2 separate regions of the Homo sapiens genome follow, and region 1 is linked to region 2. A link is a loop called in an ENCODE intact Hi-C map of the cell type or tissue named here. Cell type or tissue: MCF 10A. All regions are shown on one strand.

What was found. A loop is a pair of places that touch in the nucleus more often than their neighbours do. Peaks named below come from ENCODE experiments on the same cell type or tissue, not always from the same donor. Only the 100,000 strongest peaks of a DNase experiment are listed, where the experiment ranks them.
Region 1: it touches region 2 in a loop (8-fold over the local background); 2 of 110 quality-filtered maps call a loop at or near these places.

Annotation. Positions count from the first base shown.
Region 1 is chr19:17,394,082-17,396,581 of GRCh38, reverse strand. It overlaps CCDC194 (coiled-coil domain containing 194), which reads left to right and starts at 2,386. Exons shown (of 4, transcript NM_001395222.1): 1 at 2,386-2,500. The coding sequence starts at 2,424. In MCF 10A, a CTCF peak has its summit at 1,450; a DNase peak (open chromatin) is centred at 1,441.
Region 2 is chr19:17,765,898-17,768,397 of GRCh38, reverse strand. It overlaps FCHO1 (FCH and mu domain containing endocytic adaptor 1), which reads right to left. Exons shown (of 29, transcript NM_015122.3): 7 at 1,588-1,729. Among named protein-coding and RNA genes, the nearest start is that of FCHO1, 16 kb to the right of the region's middle. RefSeq lists an enhancer at 1,643-2,180. In MCF 10A, a CTCF peak has its summit at 1,560; a DNase peak (open chromatin) is centred at 1,617.

The DNA.
Region 1 (2,500 bases), 370 kb after region 2:
AGTTTCCAGGGCTTAACTATTACCCCTTGACATAATAAATCTGGAAGGTCCTAAAATTTTATTTTATTTTTTACACGCCTAAATTCTGGACCCACCAAAAAAGAAAACAATTACTTCTGATTCTTTGAGTTTTCATTAACTGAACTCATATCACAGGCAGAAAGACTAAAGTCTATCAACATACCTGAATAGACTTTTTTTTGTTTTTTGAGACATGGTCTCACTCTGTTGCCCAGGCTGGAGTGCAGTGGTGCGATCTCGGCTCACTGCAGCCTCCATTTCCTGGACTCAGGCGATACTTCTGCCTCAGCCTCCTGAGTAGCTAGGACTACAGGTGCACACCACCACATCAGGCTCATTTTTTTTTTTTTTTTTTGTAGCGATGGGGTCTCACCGTGTTACCCAGGCTGGTCTGAAACTCCCGGGCTAAAGTGATCCTCCCACCTCTGCCTCATTTCTCCTATTAATCTTCCTTTTGTGAGTTGATTTTTCAAGGAACCTTCAGAGGGTGAAGGGGAAGATCACCCAGTTTGATGGGAAAGGCGGGGGTGGGGGGGAGAATCAGTCACACGCATAAATATATAATTACTTTTTTTTTTTTTTGAGACAGAGTCTCACTCTGTCACCCAGGCTGGAGTGCAGTGGCACGATCTCTGCTCACTGCAACCTCCACCTCCCGAGTTCAAGAGATTATCCTGCCTCACCCTCCTGAGTAGCTGGGATTAAAGGCGCCAGCCACCACACCTGGCTAATTTTTTTTTTTTTTAAGACAGAGTCTTGCTCTTGTCGCCCAGGCTGGAGTGCAATGGCATGATTTCAGCTCACTGCAACCTCCCCCTCCTGGGTTGAACCCATTCTCCTGCCTCAGCCTCCCAGGTAGCTGGGATTACAGGCGCCCGCCACCACACCCGACTAATTTTTGTGTTTTTAAAAGAGATGAGGTTTCATCATGTTGGCCAGGCTGGTCTCGAACTCCTGACTTCAGGTGATCCACCCGCCTCGGCATCCCAAAGTGCTGGGATTACAGACGTGACCCATTGCGCCCGGCCTGCCATTACCTTTTTAATGTTAGGGCCCTAGGAGCTGATCAAAAGGAGGTAGTGTTGAAGAGGGGGACTTTCTGTAGGAGGGGACCTGTTAGCAGAGCAGCAATTAGCCAGGCAGAGGAGGAGAAGGTGTAAAGGCCCTGCGATGGGAATGCACTTGGTGGAAGAACCTTGGGGAGGCTACAGGAAGGAGTGAAAAGAAAATGACCTTAAAGGTGTGATCAGGTCCTTGAAGGTGTAAGGAGGGAGAGAAGGGGCAGGGGGAGATAGAGAAGGAGAAACAGGAAGAGGAGGGAGGAGGGGGAGGAGGGAGAGTAGGAGGAAGGAAGGGGAGGGGAGAACGGGTTGTATTCTAAGAGGGAAGGGGAGCCAGAGCCCAATTGTAATCACGTTGTAAGATCGCCCTCTGGCTGCCCAGTGGCGAGCAGGCGGGAAGACGGGGCCGGTCCACCCTGTTGTCTACCCTCCGGTCCTCTTCACAGCCGGCGTGGCAGCCTAAACTCTGCCAACCGTAAGTCAGTGGAGTATCCTCCCATCTCCCAATGCGGTTACCCCGTCAACAGAATGGGAACCACAGGCCGGATGCGGTGGCTCACGCCTTTAATCCCAGCACTTTGGGAGACCAAGGCGGGAGGATCGCTTGAGCCCAGGAGTTCAAGACCAGCCTGGGCAACATAGCGAGACCCTGTCTCAAAAAAACAATCAAACAAAAAAAATTAAAATTAGCCGGGCGCGGGGGCTCACGCCTGTAATCTCAGCACTTTGGGAAGCCGAGGTGGGCAGATCATTTGAGGTCAGGAGTTCGAGACCAGCCTGGCCAACATGGTGAAACCCCGTGTCTACTAAAAATATAAAAATTAGCTGGGCGTGATGGCAGTCGCCTGTAATCCCAGCTACTCAGGAGGCTGAGGCAGGAGAATCGCTTCAACCAGAGACGGAGGTTTCAGTGAGCCAAGATTGTGCCATTGCACTCCAGCTTGGGCGACACAAACACACAAAATTAAGATTAAAAAATATTGGAAACGACATATCCCCAAATGATAGCCAAGCACTTCGTTTGCAGATGCGGTCTTTGGCGCTTCCTACAGATGTGCCAGCTTGATTCCTACCAAGCCCTACCAAGCAGGAGTTAATACTCTCCCCATTTCACAAAGGGGGAAATTGAGGCACAGAGGGCAGCACGTGGGATGCAGGAACCCAGAACCCCTAGTCCTTTCTTGGGCTCGACGGGATGGACCAGCCCCTGGAGGGGGTCCAACCCCTCCCAACGGCCTGGGAAGCCACGGCCAGGCTGGGCGGAACCGTGGGTGTCCCTGGCGCCCCAAGGTGCCAATTAAATATTCGTGGCCGTCTGGGGCCAGAGCTGTGGACCGCGGCATGGCCGAGCCGGGGCCGGAGCCCGGGCGTGCCTGGCGGGTGCTCGCCCTGTGCGGGGTGGCCGTGTTCCTGGCTGC
Region 2 (2,500 bases):
TCTATACAAAAAATTTAAAAATCAGCAAAGCCAGGCGCGGTGGCTCACACCTGTAATCCCAACACTTTGGAAGGCTGAGGCGGGCAGATCACCTGAGGTCAGGAATTCAAGACCAGCCTGGCCAACATGGTGAAACACTGTCTCTACTAAAAATACAAAAAATTAGCCAGGCGTGCACCAGCACACCTGTAATCCCAACTACCTGGGAGGCTGAGGCAGGAGAATTGCTTGAACCCAAGAGATGGAGATTGCAGTGAGCTGAGATTGTGCACACTGCACTCCAGCCTGGGCAACAGAGCAAGTCTCCATCTCAAAAAAACAAAACAAAACAAAACAAAAACAAAGTATTACCAACCCCCTTTTTAAACAAGACATAAAAACATGCAGATTTTGGAACTCTGTAAAGACAATGCATCTATGATTCTACAATTATAAGCTTTGGATATTGTGGAATTCTAAGAGTCTAAGATGGTTCTTCTGATTCTAGGTTTATAAGAGTGTAAAAATAGTAAATATGAATATCTGTAACTTCCAATGCTTTAGAACAGCTGTTGGCAAATGTTTTCTGTAAAGGGACAGATAGCAAATGTGTTTGGCTTGATACAAACACTTGAATCTGTCGCTGCAGTGCCAAACAGCCACAGATGACAGGCACATCAATGGGCATGGCTCTGTGCCAATAAAACTTTATTTACTGGCACTGATATGTGACTGTCATACAATTTTCACATGTGGTGAAATTTTATTTTTCTTTAGATTTTTTTCTAACCCTTTAATAATGTAAAAACCAGTGATAACCCATCTCTCTCTCTTGTTTTTTTTTTTTTTTTTTTTAGACAGTCTTTCTCTGTTGCCTAGGCTGGAGTGCAGTGGCATGATCATGGCTCACTGCAGCCTCGACCTCCCATGCTCAAGTGATCCTCCCACCTCAGCCTCCTGAGTAGCTGGGACTACCGGCATGTGCCATCATGCCTGGGTAGTTTTGGGTGTTTTTTTTTTTTTGGTAAAGATGGGGTCTCCCTATGTTGCCCAGGCTGGTCTCAAACTCCTGTAGGATCCTGGGCTCCAGCCATCCTCCTGCCTCAGCCTCCCAAAGTGCTGGGATTATAGGCATGAGTCACTACGCCAGGCCCAAACATTTTTTAAAAATTAGCCAGGCATGGTGGCGTGCAACGTAGTCCCAGCTATTCTGTGGGGGCTGAGGCAGGAGGTTCGCTTGAGCCCAAGTGTTTGAGGCTGCAGGGAGCTCTGATCACGCCACTGCATGTGGGTGACAGAGTGAGACCCTGTCTCTTAAAAACAAACAAGCAGAAAAAAAAAAAACCCTTCTTAGCTGTACAAACATTGGTGGGGGGTGGGCGGGATTTGGCCCGTGGGCCACAGTGTGCTAACTCCTGGTCTGGAATTTTGCAAGTTTGAAATTCAACAACGCTCAGGTCCGTAAGACCCTGGGCTTGACGTTGTGGAATTAACGGAATTCTCGGAGGCGGACATCCGCAGGTTATAAAGCCCCAGAAGATCTGGGGTCCTGTGAGCTGCCGGTGTTCCACACCCACCCAGCCGCTGGGCGGCGCCCACGACACACACCTTCTTGTGGGTCTTGAGCTGTTCCTCGCCGTAGCGGAGAACGTCCTTGATGAGATCCTGTAACTTCCGTGTCAGTTCCAGGTGGCACAGCGCCAGCTTGTCCGAGGAGACGCGGAAGACCTCCCAGAGCGGGGCGAAGGTCCTGGGGGCGGGCAAGGTCACACCCAGGGTTCATCAGGCTCACCCCACCCCGGGACAGCGCTGGCACTGGCTCAGGTATGTGCTGCACGCTGAGCCCTGCTAAACATGAATGAATACTAATTCATATAATCTCCATGGCAGCTGTAAGAGGCGGGCCTGTGACAGATGGGGAAACTGAGGCATAGGGAGCTCTATAGCTCCTCCCAAGGCCCCTCAACAAATCAACATTAGAGCTGGAATTTAAACGCAGGCCCTGGTAATCCCAGCACTTTGGGAGACCGAGTCGAGCAGGTCACTTGAGGTCAGGAGTTCCAGACCAGCCTGAGCAACATGGTGAAACCCCCGTCTGTACTTAAAATACAAAAATTAGCTGGGTGTGGCAGAAGAATCGCTTGAACCCGGGAGGTGGAGCTTGCAGCGAGCCGAGATCACACCACTGCACTCCAGCCTGGGTGACACAGCGAGACTCCATCTCAAAAAAAAAAAAAAAAATGGTTCACGCCTGTAATCCCAGCACTTTGGGAGGCTGAGGTGGGCAGATCACAAGGTCAGGAGATTGAGAGAGCATCCTGGCTAACATGGTGAAACCCCGTCTCTACTAAAAATACAAAAAATTAGCCGGGCGTGGTGGTGGGCACCTGTAGTCCCAGCTACTCGGGAGGCTGAGGCAGGAGAATGGCGTGAACCCAGGAGGCGGAGCTTGCAGTGAGCCAAGATCGCGCCACTGCACTCCAGCCTGGGCGACAGAGTGAGACTCTGTCTCAAAAAAAAA